3 separate regions of the Mus musculus genome follow, and regions 1 and 2 are each linked to region 3. Evidence: chromatin contacts called from ENCODE POLR2A ChIA-PET data. All regions are on one chromosome and are shown on one strand. Each heading gives the region's core, a stretch centred on a gene start or an enhancer-like site at or near the end of the contact. The rest is flanking DNA. Distances are from core to core; before and after follow the strand shown. Region 1 holds the start of Ylpm1 (YLP motif containing 1). Region 2 holds the start of Abcd4 (ATP-binding cassette, sub-family D (ALD), member 4). Region 3 holds the start of Npc2 (NPC intracellular cholesterol transporter 2).

Region 1 (4,520 bases), core at 1,667-4,166, 220 kb before region 3:
AAATCACATGAGTGATTTGCATGTATGGCTCATGGAGACTGAATTTTGAGATGTGCTTTGAAAGTATTCCATTTAAAGGTGAGAGAGAAGTTAAGGACATTGGGATAAACTCCATAAAGTTAAAAATAAAGGGCATGCAAAGCCCCATTTCATTTCCTCCTTCTGTATTCCCAGCTGGCTTTGAATTCCAGTAGCATCTGGATGGCCTTGAACTCCCGATCTCCTGCCTCTGCCACCAGTGCTAGGGACTGCAGGTGTTTGTATCACGATGCCCAGTTTATGCAGTGCTAGGAATATAATCCAGGGCTTTGGGGATACTAAGCAAGCACTCCACCAATGAGCTCTATAGTCATGGGCAAGGCTCTTCTTGATCTGGTGTACACCCAGACCCCAAGCTTCACCCTGCTGTTACTTTCTATCTTTCAGCAAGAATCAAAAGCACTACATGTTCAAAACACTGAAAGAAGTTCATTTCAGATGAGGCAGAAAAACAAAAGCAGTATTTGTTCCTAGTGAGTACTTATATTAAGATAGTCTGGTATGCACATTCTTCTTTTTAAAAGCCAAAGCTGAGGGTGTAGCTGAATGATAGAGCACTTGACTAGCATACCCAAGGCACCAAGTTCAATCCCAAGCACAACAAGTCAACTATGTAACTCATGTGTTTCTCTACATGCCCAGAAAAAGTCAGACTGAGGTCATAGTTTAGCTTGAAGGAACTGGGCAACTGGAGGAAATAATCCTCATGAGCTGATGTAACTTTGGTATAAGACAGCAAAATCACTTATTCTACCGTCCTGTGAGTGTCTCCTGTGCAGACCCTGCTTCTCTTAAATACTGAACTACAATAATAAACAATTACCTTTTGGAATCTTATACATTACCCTGAGCTTGAATATCATAAGATTCTTAGTGAATTTAAGGTAGATGAGGTCAAATAGTCACAATAGATGATCTATTCCTACTTATTTATTTTTGATACAGGGTCTCACTATGTAGCCCAGGCTGGCTTCAAACTCTCCCATCCTCTGGCTTCTGTTGACCAAATACTGGATGGAGGCACAGGTTTCCATGCCCAACTTCTATGTTCCTGCAACCCTGTCATCCTCTTACTGGTCTGTGGAATGCAACATCTTCAAAACAGATTGTCAAAAAGTTTTGGGATGGCTCTCACAGGAGCAGCCATCACAAAACTTTCTTTTCAAAACCTCAGCCAAATTCCAAGGCTATTATTTTCAAGTAAATGGTAATAATAATGAAATGTAGCAAATTCACCATGCGGCAAAATTATCCTTAGGAGATGGTTTTGAAATATAACAACAGATTCTCCAAGGATCAAGTCTCTAGAGGCCTATGGAGTCCACATGAACTCACAACATCAGTTAGGATGTCATGATGAGACTTCCATCTTTTATGTGCTGAGAACCCACTTCTGGAAACAGACAGCTATCTCTGGCCCCTGCATATTTTGCTGGTCCTAAGAAATTAACTGGTCAATATTTACATGTATTTAAACATCAGTCCTTTAAGAATTTTCTTTTATACTGCCTCCCCATGAAAATCTTAGTTTAAAAAAAAATTAAAACAAAGCTCTGTGCAACAATAAATACTGAATGCTGGTCAAAGAAAACTAAGGCATACATTTGAGAAATAAATCTAGTGCCAACCTACTACAACTTCAAGTGCCTAGTCTTATCTTTACTCTTCTTTTGGTAATCTATGGTCAATTTAAAACCTGGCTTTCAGGGCTGACTCTTAGGGGATCTTTGGAGTATGAATGGGCTAGTCGTTGGCTGTTGGAATTACGATAGGCATTAGCTGGTTAAAGCCCAAGACCTGCTCACGTAAAGCCTAAATGAAAGATGTGACACAGTGCTTACCTGTGGAGTCATTGTAGAGGGATCTGGTTCAGGAGCAGCTTGCTTCTGTTCAGCAGTCTTGTTCTTGGCCCCACTCTCCAAAGGCTCTTGCTGGATAGCTGTTTTATTCCCAGAAGGGATGGACGGTGGTGGTGGTAGCTGGGGTTTAGAAGGGCCCTGGGAGGAGCGGGAAGGAGAGGCCTGAGAAGGGGGTAAGTAGGGCTGGGAATGGCTCAAATATGATTGTGAGGAGGACGAGGAAGAATAAGAAGGAGTGGGCGCCAGATAGGACTGGGAAGGTGGAGACTGTGAAGGGGATGGCTGAGCAGGAGGCAGGTAGGGCTGAGCGGAGGAAGGGGGATAGTACGAGGGTGGTGGCTGAGGTGGAGGCATGTACGACTGGGATGGGGGCATGTAGGATCCTGGAGGTACAGGGGGAGATTCAGGAGGGGACTCCAGCTCCATTGGAACCAAACCCGGAGGCCCATCTCGTTGGTGGTGGATCATCTGGTGTTTGTACTGCTGCTGCTTCTGATAACTGAGGGCTGGTCCAGGTGGCGGGGGCATCGGTGGCGGAGGCGGCTGCCAGTCTCCGTAGCCGCCCCCGGGCATCACCGGCGGGGGTGGCAGCGGGGGCGGAGGAAGATGGTGGGGTTGGAGCACGCACTGCATTTGCTTCTGGTGCATCTGCTGCAGCTGCTGGAGCTGCGCCAAGTGTTGCTCTCGGAAGCTCATGAAGCCTGAAGAGGAAGGGGCCGCGGGAGCCGTCGAACTGGAGTACCCGGGCCCCGGCGAGGCCTCGGGAAGCGCCACCGGTGGCGGCGGCGGCGGCACCGGCGGCGGCGGATAGTGGCTGCTCCCGCCATACCGGCCCCAATTCGGATACATATAGGAAACGAAGGCGCGGGGCTCGTCCCGGCGCCGTTACTCGTCGCAACCGACCTCCAGGAGCCGCGGCGGTGACGGCGACAGCCGGAACTCGCGGTGCCTTACAGGCCGCGGAGCGTGTGAACGGAGCGCGCCAGTGCGCCGGCGCTACGGAGCTGGGCCCGCGGTCGGGAAGGCGGGGACCGTGCTGAGGCAACTACGCATGCGCAGTACCATCGAGCGGAGAACAAAGGCCAGATAGAGGGAACCTTGGCGCAGGTACTCGCTGTTGCCGCCTTCCTTCGGGTTCGGAAAATGTAGGCGGTAATAGAATGTTGTCATAGAACCAAGAAAACCATAGAGTCTCACAGCCGAAAGGAGTGATAGAGATCCTAACGCCCTATGGGTTTAGTTTTGAATGGGGGGGTGGGGAGGGGGGAGGAAAGATTCCATTCACAGTAGCAACAAGAACATAAAACAAGTAATAACTCTACTAAGAAAAATCTAGACATTATATGAAGAAAACTGCAGAATCCTACCTGAGAATAAAAATTAAACTTGAACTCACGAAGAGGCTTACCATAGTCCTAAGTAAAAAAGAGGGAGCTTTGTAAAAATGACAGTTCTTCCAAGTTAAACTGATTTAACTCAGTCAACCCACAGCCTGACAGGGGACAATGATAGGAAGAATGAAAAATGGATTCTGGAGAAGGAAAGTGAAAATGGCCCTGATTCTTTCCTACAGGTACTGTAAAAGGAATTGAATTGTTTAGATTGGTTTCCTCCCCACCCACCACCCACCCCACCACCCTTAAAATTTTTTTGCTTTTTCAAGACAGGGTTTTTCTGTATGAACCCCCTGGCTGTCCTGGAACTCGCTTTGTGACCAGGCTGGCCTTGAACTCACAGAGATCTTCCTGCCTCTGCCTTCCAAGTACCATCAAACCCAGGTTTTAACTCGGACGATGTCCCTGTTGGAGAATCCTTAAACCTAAGAAAAGTCAGCCGGGCATGGTGGTGAACGCCTTTAATCCCGCACTCGGGAGGCAGAGGCAGGCAGATTTCTGATTTCGAGGCTAGCCTGGCCTACAAAGTGAGTTCCAGGACAGCCAGTGCTATACAGAGAAACCCTGTCTCGAAAACCCAAAAAAAAAAAAAAAAAAAAAAAAAAAAAAAAACCTAAGAAAAGTCAGAGAAGGGTAACTTAAAAGCTGATTTCCTGAACCCTAGCAGCAAAATATTAAAGACTTCCATTGGTTTGGGTGATTACTGAACATCAGAAGTAGTACACTGAATTCTGGGAAAGGAAGGACAGAAGGAAGGAAAGAAGGAAGGAAGGGGAGAGAAAAACCATGCTTAATTTGAAGACTCTTAACTGTATCAGCATGTCAATTTGAAGATGTGACCTTGCTCTTTTTTCCTAGCAACCAGATCATTACCTGTCTTGGGTAACTATGAGTAGTAGATGCGGGGCTAGGGATTCCTTCTTTCAGTGTCTTATTGAAGCAGCATAGAAATACATAAAATTGCATGTCATAAGTTGTATTAGTTAGGGTTTTTCTGCTGTGAACAGACACCATGACCAAGGCAACTCTTATAAAAAAACATTTAACTGGGGCTGGGTTACAGGTTCAGAGGCTAACATCCAGGCAGGTATGGTACAGGAAGAGCTGAGAGTTCAACATCTTCATCTGAAGGCTGCTAGCAGAATACTGACTTCTAGGCAGCTAGAAAGAGGATCTTAAACACCTTCTCCAACAAGGTCACACCTCCACCAACTGGGCCACACCTACT
Region 2 (4,452 bases), core at 1,417-3,916, 160 kb after region 3:
GAATTCTTTCCAAAGCAAGGAACCTACTTGCTCGGCGAATATCAGCTGAATGGCTTATTGCTGTTGTCACTTTTTGTGCTCCAGTGCCTTACAACCAATACCAATGCCAGGAAGTCCTGAGTGATTTCTACCATGAAGGCTGCAACTTTCAATTGTGTTTGTGTGTCCGTGTCTGGTAGGCAGTTCCTGGGTGTGCTATGTGTGGAGTGTATACACTAGCCAGTGTAGGTATACGTGGAGGCTCAAGCAGATGTCTTTCCTCTGCTGTTCCTTTCTTTTATTTGATTTATTATCATGTGTGTCTAGGTGTCTTACCTGCATGTATGTCTGTGTACCATATTTGCGAAGTGCCTATCCAGGCCAAAGAAGCCCTCAATACCCCTGAAACTGGAGTTATAGAGACAGTGATGAGCTTTCTTTAAGGTACTGGGTACCAAACCTAGGCCTCTGGAAGCCAATGTTCCTAACTGTTGAGCCATCTCTCCATCATGCTTTAAGTGATGTTTAATTTTCGATGTTTGTGTCTTGATGTATCTGGCTGGTGTTTGTTTGCTTGCTTGCTTAAAAATCAAATCTTAGAAAATCGTACCCTGAAGTATTAAGCTCTTCCCCCTGCAGAAATCTCGGTTACCATCCTCTCAGAGTTTTTTCTGGACCTTCTGTTTCTGTGTCCTAAGTTGGCTGTCCCTCTCTATCATTCCGAAACATTGTTTTCCATTCTGGGGAGCAGAGTGAGGGTAGAATTTTGGTCCTTCCTTCTGCTAAGGGATATTTGACAGCATGGTTTTATTGGCTGGGTTAAGGACAGCTGCTCTGCTGGCATCTTCCAGCTGCTCAGTCCTGAGACATTGCTCAGTCTCCTACAACTCACCCTACAAAGGCCAGGCCCAACAGGCGCAACAGTCATTAGTGTTGAAGTTGGGGAAGCCTATTTGCTTTGTTTGTTTGGTATCTTTGTCATGGACACGAAGCTTTGTAAAGATAACTGAGCTTGCCACTAAGCAAGTCTAAAAGGCTCTGAAAACAACTGGTAATTGTTACTTTGTTGACTTGTTGAGTGTTTGTTCCAGAGTTGACCTTAAGGATCAAGAGCTAGGAAGATACATTTAGATGCAAATGTGAAATGCCATTATTGTTTCCTTGAATCTCTCATTGGGCACTTTAGTCAGTCTATAAGCATTTCATACATTTCTCGTTTAAGGATCGCAGCACTTGGAGGCAGAGGCAGGTGGATCTCTGAGATCCTGGCTAGCCTGGTGTAGAGAGCGAGTTTCAGGACAGCCAGGGCTACACAGTGGAACACTGTTTCGGGAAGAAAAAACAAAAACAAAAACAGAATAAACCAAAAGAACCAAAACAGCTGCAATCTAAACCAAACCAAACCAGAAACCCACTATAAATCAGTAGTGTTGAAAACTGCAAATGTAAAGTGAGGATCCTCTACCCTTTTTTTTTTTTTTTCCCCTTGAGGCAGGTCTCCTGTTGTCCAGGCTAATCATGAACTCAGCGCTTTCTATGTATCTGAGGCATATCTGGAACTCTTGATCCTCCTGCTCTACTGCCTCAGGTCCAGAATTACAGGGTTGAGCTGCCATATATGTCTGGAAAACTGATTTATATGTTTATTTCTGTAGTGCTGGGGCCTTATGTATGACACGCAAGTCGTTTACCACTAAGTCACATCTACCCGACTTAAATGATCATGCTGGGGCTGGTGAGATGGCTCAGTGGGTAAGAGTACCCGACTGCTTTTCCAAAGGTCCAGAGTTCAAATCCCAGCAACCACATGGTGGCTCACAACCATCCGTAACTAGATCTGACGCCCTCTTCTGGTGTGTCTGAAGACAGCTACAGTGTACTTACATATAATAAATACATCTTTAAAAAAAAAAAAAGTCACGCTGGCCAGGCATGATGGCGCATGCCTTTAATCCCAGCACTTGGGAGACAGAGGCAGGCGGATTTCTGAGTTCGAGGCCAGCCTGGTCTACAAAGTGAGTTCCAGGACAGCCAAGGCTACACAGAGAAACCCCGTTTCGAAAAACAAACAAAAAACAAACAAACAAAATCACGCTGGGGAGAGATGGGACGTCCTGGAGAGATGGCTCTGTGGTTACAAGCACTGGCTGCTCTTTCAGAAGCCCTGGGTCTGTAACTAGAGTTCCAGGGACTCCAATGCCCTCTTCTGGACTCTGCAGGCACCAGGCACTCACGTGGTACTCATACATGCAGGCAAAACATTCCTATACATAAAATACATTTTCAAGAAAATCTTGTAAATCGTGCTGGGACCAGGGAGCCAGCTCACCCGATGAAGGCTTTTCTCGCCAATCCTGACAACCTGAGTTGGCTCCTCGGGAGCCCTCATGATGGAAGGAGAAAATTGACTCCTCAAAGTTGTTCTCTGACACTTACGCCCTGGTTCACAGTTCGCGTGAACACACACATAGCTCACTAAATAAATATGTATTTTTTAAATTAATTAATTTTTTAAAAAACAGATCACGCTGTCTTCTCTGGGAGAAAGTTACACTCGGAACTACCAGTTGGCAAAAGAAACCTCCCAGCCCCACAGGGGACGCTCTGGCCACCCGGCCAGCTCTATAACCTCTTGCTACTCTCTTGTTCTTCAGGAAAGGCTGCGCTTCCGGGAACGGCCACAGCGCCGGAGCCGTCTTCTCTATCTAGCGCGTCTCTGTGGTCGCCAGAGTCCCACCCCTTTCCTCCTAGGGCGGGGCCCCGAGCTCTGAGGACTCTGCCCGGGGAGGACACCGGGCTTGCTCGGTCGCCTCGTCGCTTGCATCCCGGGTCATGGCGGTCCCGGGACCCACGGCCCGAGCTGGTGCCAGGTGAGCAGGGCTAGTGAGGACGGCCGGGTTGTCAGGGACGCACTGCCTGGGCAGTGGGGAAGGGGCTGCTCCCCTGCGGGTCCTTCCTTGCAACTTTCCTTCAGTTTGGGCTATTTGGAACCCTGGCTGCACAGAATGGAGTTGACGCTGCCTCACTCTAGGTACTGCGGACCCCCCTCTTTTGGCATCTTCCTCCCTTAGTTTTCGTTCTCAATTCCGATCTGCTCTTGGCACACCCTCCTTTGCATTAATTTTTTTCAGACCCTCTTACTTAAATTATCCTGTTACCTTAAAATATATGTTGACTTTGGATTCATGAATCATGTTGTGATTTTTTAAAAGAGAGAAGTTTTTAAACTGAGCATTGGGTTTTTTAGGTCATCCATGCTATATGACTTTTCACTCCTGAATGGTGCTCAGCGTCACCCTGGATAGATTCTATTTCCCTAGTAAAGGATGCCTGGATTACTTCCAGTATTTCAAGCACCACAAAGTACACCGTAATGAATATCCTGGCAATTGTCTCTTGATAGATAGATACTGATGGTTTCTCTTTAAGTTATCCACCTCAGGATAGAATGCTGAGCCATACTTAATTCTATAATGTTTTGGGGTGGTCGCGTCCAATTTATAGTTCCTGACAGCAATATATAAAGGTTCTAGTGTCCCTTATAACCATCCCCATATTTGGTATTGTTTAGTTTATTTTTCCTAATATGTATCTAAATGATGTATGTAAGATGGTATTTTTTAAAGGTTTATTTATTTATAATATGTAAGTACACTGTAGCTGTCTTCAGACACCTCAGAAAAGGGCAGATATCATTACCGAATGGTTATGAGCCACCATGTGGTTGCTGGGATTTGAACTCAGGACCTTCAGAAGAACAGTCAGTGCTCTTAACTGCTGAGTCATCCCTCCAGCCCTGTAAGATGGTATCCTATTGTAATAACTTTATTTTTATTTTATTGGGGGGGGGCGCATGCACATGCACGTGTGATATGTGTGCCATGACACAGGAATGGAGATCAGGGAACAGGTTTTGGAGTTGGTTTTTTCCGCAGTGGGATCTGGGGCTGGAATTCAGATCTTGGCGACAAACACTTGGACCTTTTGCTGGCTGAGCCATCTTGTCAACTACACTGTGCTAACTTAGTACATTTATTAGGCTCGTGGATTGTCCCTTTCATAGACTGCCTGCTTATATCCTCTCCTCACTTTCCTATGAAATATCCTGATGTGCTGGGTACATCACGTGTTGGCGCACGCCTTTAAGTCCAACACATGGGAGGCAGATGGCAGTCAGATCTCTGTGAGTCTGAGGCCAGCCTGGTCTACAGAGCAAGTTCCAGGACAGTCAAGGCTACACAGAGACACTGTGTCTTAAAAGACCAAGAAAGAAAGAAACACCTTGACATGCGGAGATTCCTTGCATGTTCCAGCTTGTAACTCCTTATCAATTTCATTCTGCAAATACCTTCTCTCATCTCACCAAAGTCTGTGGTACTGTGTTAAATAAAATACGTAAGTCTAAATCAAGCCCACCAGTTTTACCCTGTATAGTTTGTAGGTTTGGGGTCTTATTTGAGAAATGTCTTCCTA
Region 3 (4,486 bases), core at 1,835-4,334:
GGCATGGAGTACAAAAGCTACTTTTCAAGCAATTCAGTGATCAAGAGGGGTTTAGCTAAACTTGCTTTTTTGGCTTTTGGAGGTGGGGGAGGTCTCTTGGCTTTATAAAACCTAGTAGATTCATGAGCATGACAATAAAATGTATTTCTCTGTAATATTCCAAGTGGAAATGGCCTTCATAGGACACATGGATAAATCCCCTAAGACAGTCAAGAAGAGTACAATACAACTGGACTGGTGGCACAGGCCTGTCATCGCAACTATTGGGGTATCAAGACTAGGGGATTGAAAGTTCAAGGCCAGCCAAGGAAATTTTGTGAGACCCTGTCTCCAAATAGAAAGCAAAACAGTCAAGGAATATAATTCAAGTGCTGGAGTGGAGATTCTCAACCTGCCTAAAGCAAAGACCCTTTAAAACAGTTCCTCATGTTGTGGTGACCCCAACCATAAAATTACATTTGTTGCTAATTTTGCTATTGTTATGAGTTGTAATAAATGGGATTGCCATGGGTTGTGACTCACAGGTTGAGAACCACTGTGCTAGAGTGTTTACCCAGCAGTTACAATGCCCTAGGTCAAATCGTGGGAGAGTAGGGGGCAAGGGACCACAAGAAGAGGAGGAAAAAGAGGAGGAAGAGGAGGGAGAGGAGGAGGGGGAGGAGGAGAAAGAGGGGGAGAAGGAGGAGAAAGAGGGGGAGAAGGAGGAGGAAGAGGAGGAGGGGGAGGAAGAGGAGGAGGGGGGAAGGAGGAGGGGGAGGAAGAGGAGGAGGAGGGGGGGAGGAGGAGAAAGAGGGGGAGGAGGAGGAGGAAGAAGTAGTAGTAGAGGTAGTAGAAGTAGAAGAAACAACAACCCAGGCCTAGTAGTAATATGTCTGCAGTTCCAGCATGAAGAGGCTGAGGCAGGAGAATTGAGAGTCCAAAACTGGAGCTACCTATAAGACCCTGTTGAAAGAAAAAAGAAAGAAGGAAGGAAAAAAGGAAGGAAGGAAGGAAGAAGAAAGAGAGAGACAGCAGAGAATATCTTGTTTGCCTTTCTAACCAATTTTGGCCTCAATTCTGGTATTCAAGCTACCCAAACTGGATCCTGATTGAAAACACGATAAGAACTTAGTTTATAATGATGTTTTATATATAGCTATACACAGATATATAAACAATTCTGAAGGCTAGAGAGGTTAACTCCAAATTTTGGAGTCCTAGAGGTGCTACAAATTATACTGGGTTCCAACCAGTGATTACAGGTGAGGTAACAGCCTTTGGATGTGGCCTTGACATTGTACTGGGGGAGGGGAGAGTATTTCGGCCAAGAGTTAAAAGCTTCACATTCCATAATTTACAGTGGTAGAATAAGACACTTCTGGATTAAATTAAATAAGATGAGAGCCGGACATGATGAGAAAGAAACCTCTAGAATTCTACTATTCTAGGTTGTTCACACTGGTGCAGTGGTGGCAATCTCAGGGTCATCCGTCATTGTGTCAGACTTTGACAGAGAAGGATGACCCACAGGAGCAGCCTTGCTGGGCTTGAGGGTTATTCAACACTTGGAATGAGCTTCGGATCAGTTCTTGGCTGAAGTCCACCTGGGCTCCCTTAACGAAGGCCAAGCTATCAGAGTCAACCACCACTCTTGCCCCACCCTGTTCAAATACCCTGAAAAGACAAGAGGAAAGCATGAATGACAAATACCACAAACACCCACACAACACCCTGAGCCCAGAGGTGTACATCTTGTTCTCCAATGCATGGAACACTGCTTAGGACTTCTAGCTGGGACGGAACGGACTGAAGCAGAAAGATTCAACGTAAAAAAAAACAGAAGGATTATTTAAGGGCTCGGACTGAAACTAGTCCAGCCTTTTTCTTAGGGTGGAACCTTGGTGTATATATATATTTTAAACACTTATTTATTCATTTATTTTATGTGAGTATACCGTTGCTCTCCCCAGACACACCAGAAGAAGGCATCAAATCTCACTACAGATAGTTGTGAGCCACTATGTGGTTGCTGGAAACTGAACTTAGGTCCTGTGAAAGAGCAGCCAGTGCTCTTAACCGCTGAGCCATCTCTCCAGCCCTAGTTCAGCCTTTCTCAACTTGACTACCTAACGGACGCTAAGTCAATGTTCTTCCTTATTTTTAAACAAGAGGACAAATCTTTGCTGTATCCTCACAGAACGGAGAGGGTGGTAGTGTTAAGCAGACTTAGACGCTTGGAAGTTTGGAATAAATTGGGGCCACTTTTATCCTCTGATACAGCCTCTAGCGACCCATCCGTCCTCCTTGCCTGTCGTCGGGGTTAATAACTGTATCCAGTGAAAATTTGTATTGGAATCCGGAGCATCCACCTCCCTCTACTTGCAGCCTGAGGAATTCTGACCCTTCGGTGATTTCCAGAAGCCTCTGAAATTCAGGAAAGAGGATCAAGAATGCCAAGCAAGCGGAGATAACGGGACGGGTGACTAGGAAGTCTTCTAGAGCCCTCCTGGGCACCGCCGCCCCGCGTCCGACCTCCTACCTGGACGCAGCTGTCTGTGAGGCGGATCTGTCCCTCGCCAGCCTCTGGAATGGAAGATGTTGTTTCCCAGCGGGTCAAAAGCCTGGGAAAGACGGCGAGGAGCCTGCGATGTAAAGAAGGGAGACGAACCCGGGAAATGGCACCAGATGACCCTCTATGGACACCTCGTACCCAAATCTGGGGACACTTTCTTCTGAACTGCCAAGCCTTCACCCCACACCCCACCCCGCGTGAGATTTAGCCTCCCATCTATCCTGAAGACGCAGAACCCAACACCCTTCCTAAGTGACGTTCCACCCTCGATACCTTCCCGAGCGCCTAGGAATGACAGCCCTGACCGCCTCGGCAGTTAGGGACAAGGCCCTGGAGGCCGCCATCTTACTCCGCAAGCTCCGCCCCTAGCATGGTCCAAATCCCCGCCTAGCCTGGGCTTCCGGAGGAGGGGAGAAGGGGGCGGGGCTGCATCGAGCCTCCGCCCCCAAGCGTGCCTATTGGGTATAGCGAGATAAGAGGGCTTTGATTGACAGAGAACGCTTCCACTTGCCGAAGTGGGTCGGTACCAATAGAGCGGGGCGAACGCAAAGAGCGAGTTCTCCGTAGGCCCTGCCTGGAAGCGGAAGAGATGGGCGGAGATAAAGGGCGAGCTGCAGGCCAGGCGGCCCCGGAGCCCAGGGCGGGGCGCGGGCGGGCCTTCGCTGGTTACTGCTCACAAGTGGCCTGATCTGGCTCCACCCTCGGTCCGGGACAAGTTTATCTTGTGACTGCTCGGGCTGCTTTTCCTTCCTAGATTGCAGAGCTTTCATATCCACGATGCGTTTTCTGGCCGCCACGATCCTGCTGCTGGCGCTGGTCGCTGCCAGCCAGGCGGAGCCCCTGCACTTCAAGGACTGCGGTGAGCCCTGAGCCCACTCGAGGAGACCCCCGGGGGTGGATTGGGCGGGTTGCTGGAACGTGGAATTGACTAGGTTGGGACCGAAGGTACTAGTCTTGATGAAACTTAACCCCTCCGCACAACTTTGTTTCTCCTTGCATTTCGTGTTTTGGGATAATCTAAAACACTCACAAGGCGAACCGTGTGCTGAAGTTCACTAAAGTTTCTTGGGTGAACATCAAGCGGGCATATATTGCAGCGCTCAAGGGCTTTGAGATTTCAATGGACGGAGGAGGATTGCGAATTTAAGACTAGCCTGGATTTATTGAACCCTGTCTGAAAAAAGTAAACAAATAAAAGCAAAAAATAAAACAATAGGATAGACAGCAGGTCTGCATCCAACACGGATTGAAGGAATAGGCACGGGACTTATTTTGATTTATGCCTTGTATCGTCACTGGCCTTTCTCCCTTTGTTCGTTTGAAGTTTGGTTGGGAGCGGGCTGAGGCAGCCTCACTCTGTAGCCCAGTTTGGCCTTCCAAATCCCTGTCAATCCTGCTCTGGTCTTAGAAGTACCATCCACCTCCCCTCCCCACCCCACCCCCACTAACGAGACAAAAGCTAGTTCTCCTTCTCATAACATTCATTTACAAAGTAGGGTTTCCATTGTTCTAATGAATTTCATGATTCTTGATCCTTGTCTCCTATAAAATTCGTATTTCTAGTGACATCATGTGATGCCTCCCTCCCAACGCTGCCCCTGGACTCTTTATTGGAAAATATAATAGAGGGTAGAAATTCTGAGTTTGTCCAGTCAAGCCTGTACACTTAGTTGTGGGAGCAGTGCAGGGGCCCGGGGTGGAAAAGGCAGCAGTGATGGTCGAAAGACAAACTGATTTTGTAAAATATTTGAGCAGGGGGAAACAGACCATAATGAAGCAGTAAGTTAAAGAGTTATTAGGACTGGAGAGATGGCTTAGTGGTTAAGGGGAACTACTATTCCGGAGGGTTAGAGTTCAATTCCCACATCAGGTTATACCTGCTTATACCCCAACTCTGGGCCTTCTCAGCTACCTACCTGCACTCCCAGGCAGACA

What was found. ChIA-PET counts read pairs that join two places held with the same protein, here RNA polymerase II (POLR2A).
Region 1: POLR2A ChIA-PET joins it to region 3 with 15 read pairs in Patski. The contact joins the promoter of Ylpm1 here to the promoter of Npc2 in region 3. POLR2A ChIA-PET finds 5 or more read pairs at or near these places in 2 of 5 experiments (Patski and embryonic stem cell).
Region 2: POLR2A ChIA-PET joins it to region 3 with 16 read pairs in embryonic stem cell. The contact joins the promoter of Abcd4 here to the promoter of Npc2 in region 3. POLR2A ChIA-PET finds 5 or more read pairs at or near these places in 4 of 5 experiments (Patski and embryonic stem cell).

Annotation. Positions count from the first base shown.
Region 1 is chr12:84,994,717-84,999,236 of GRCm38, reverse strand. Ylpm1 (YLP motif containing 1) reads right to left here and starts at 2,916. Exons shown (of 21, transcript NM_178363.4): 1 at 1,881-2,916. The coding sequence starts at 2,747.
Region 2 is chr12:84,615,680-84,620,131 of GRCm38, reverse strand. Abcd4 (ATP-binding cassette, sub-family D (ALD), member 4) reads left to right here and starts at 2,666. Exons shown (of 19, transcript NM_008992.2): 1 at 2,666-2,849. The coding sequence starts at 2,812.
Region 3 is chr12:84,771,710-84,776,195 of GRCm38, reverse strand. It overlaps Npc2 (NPC intracellular cholesterol transporter 2), which reads left to right and starts at 3,084. Exons shown (of 4, transcript NM_023409.4): 1 at 3,084-3,410. The coding sequence starts at 3,329. It overlaps Isca2 (iron-sulfur cluster assembly 2), which reads right to left and starts at 2,926. Exons shown (of 4, transcript NM_028863.1): 1 at 2,825-2,926; 2 at 2,519-2,621; 3 at 2,288-2,403; 4 at 1,107-1,653. The coding sequence starts at 2,895. The coding sequence ends at 1,479.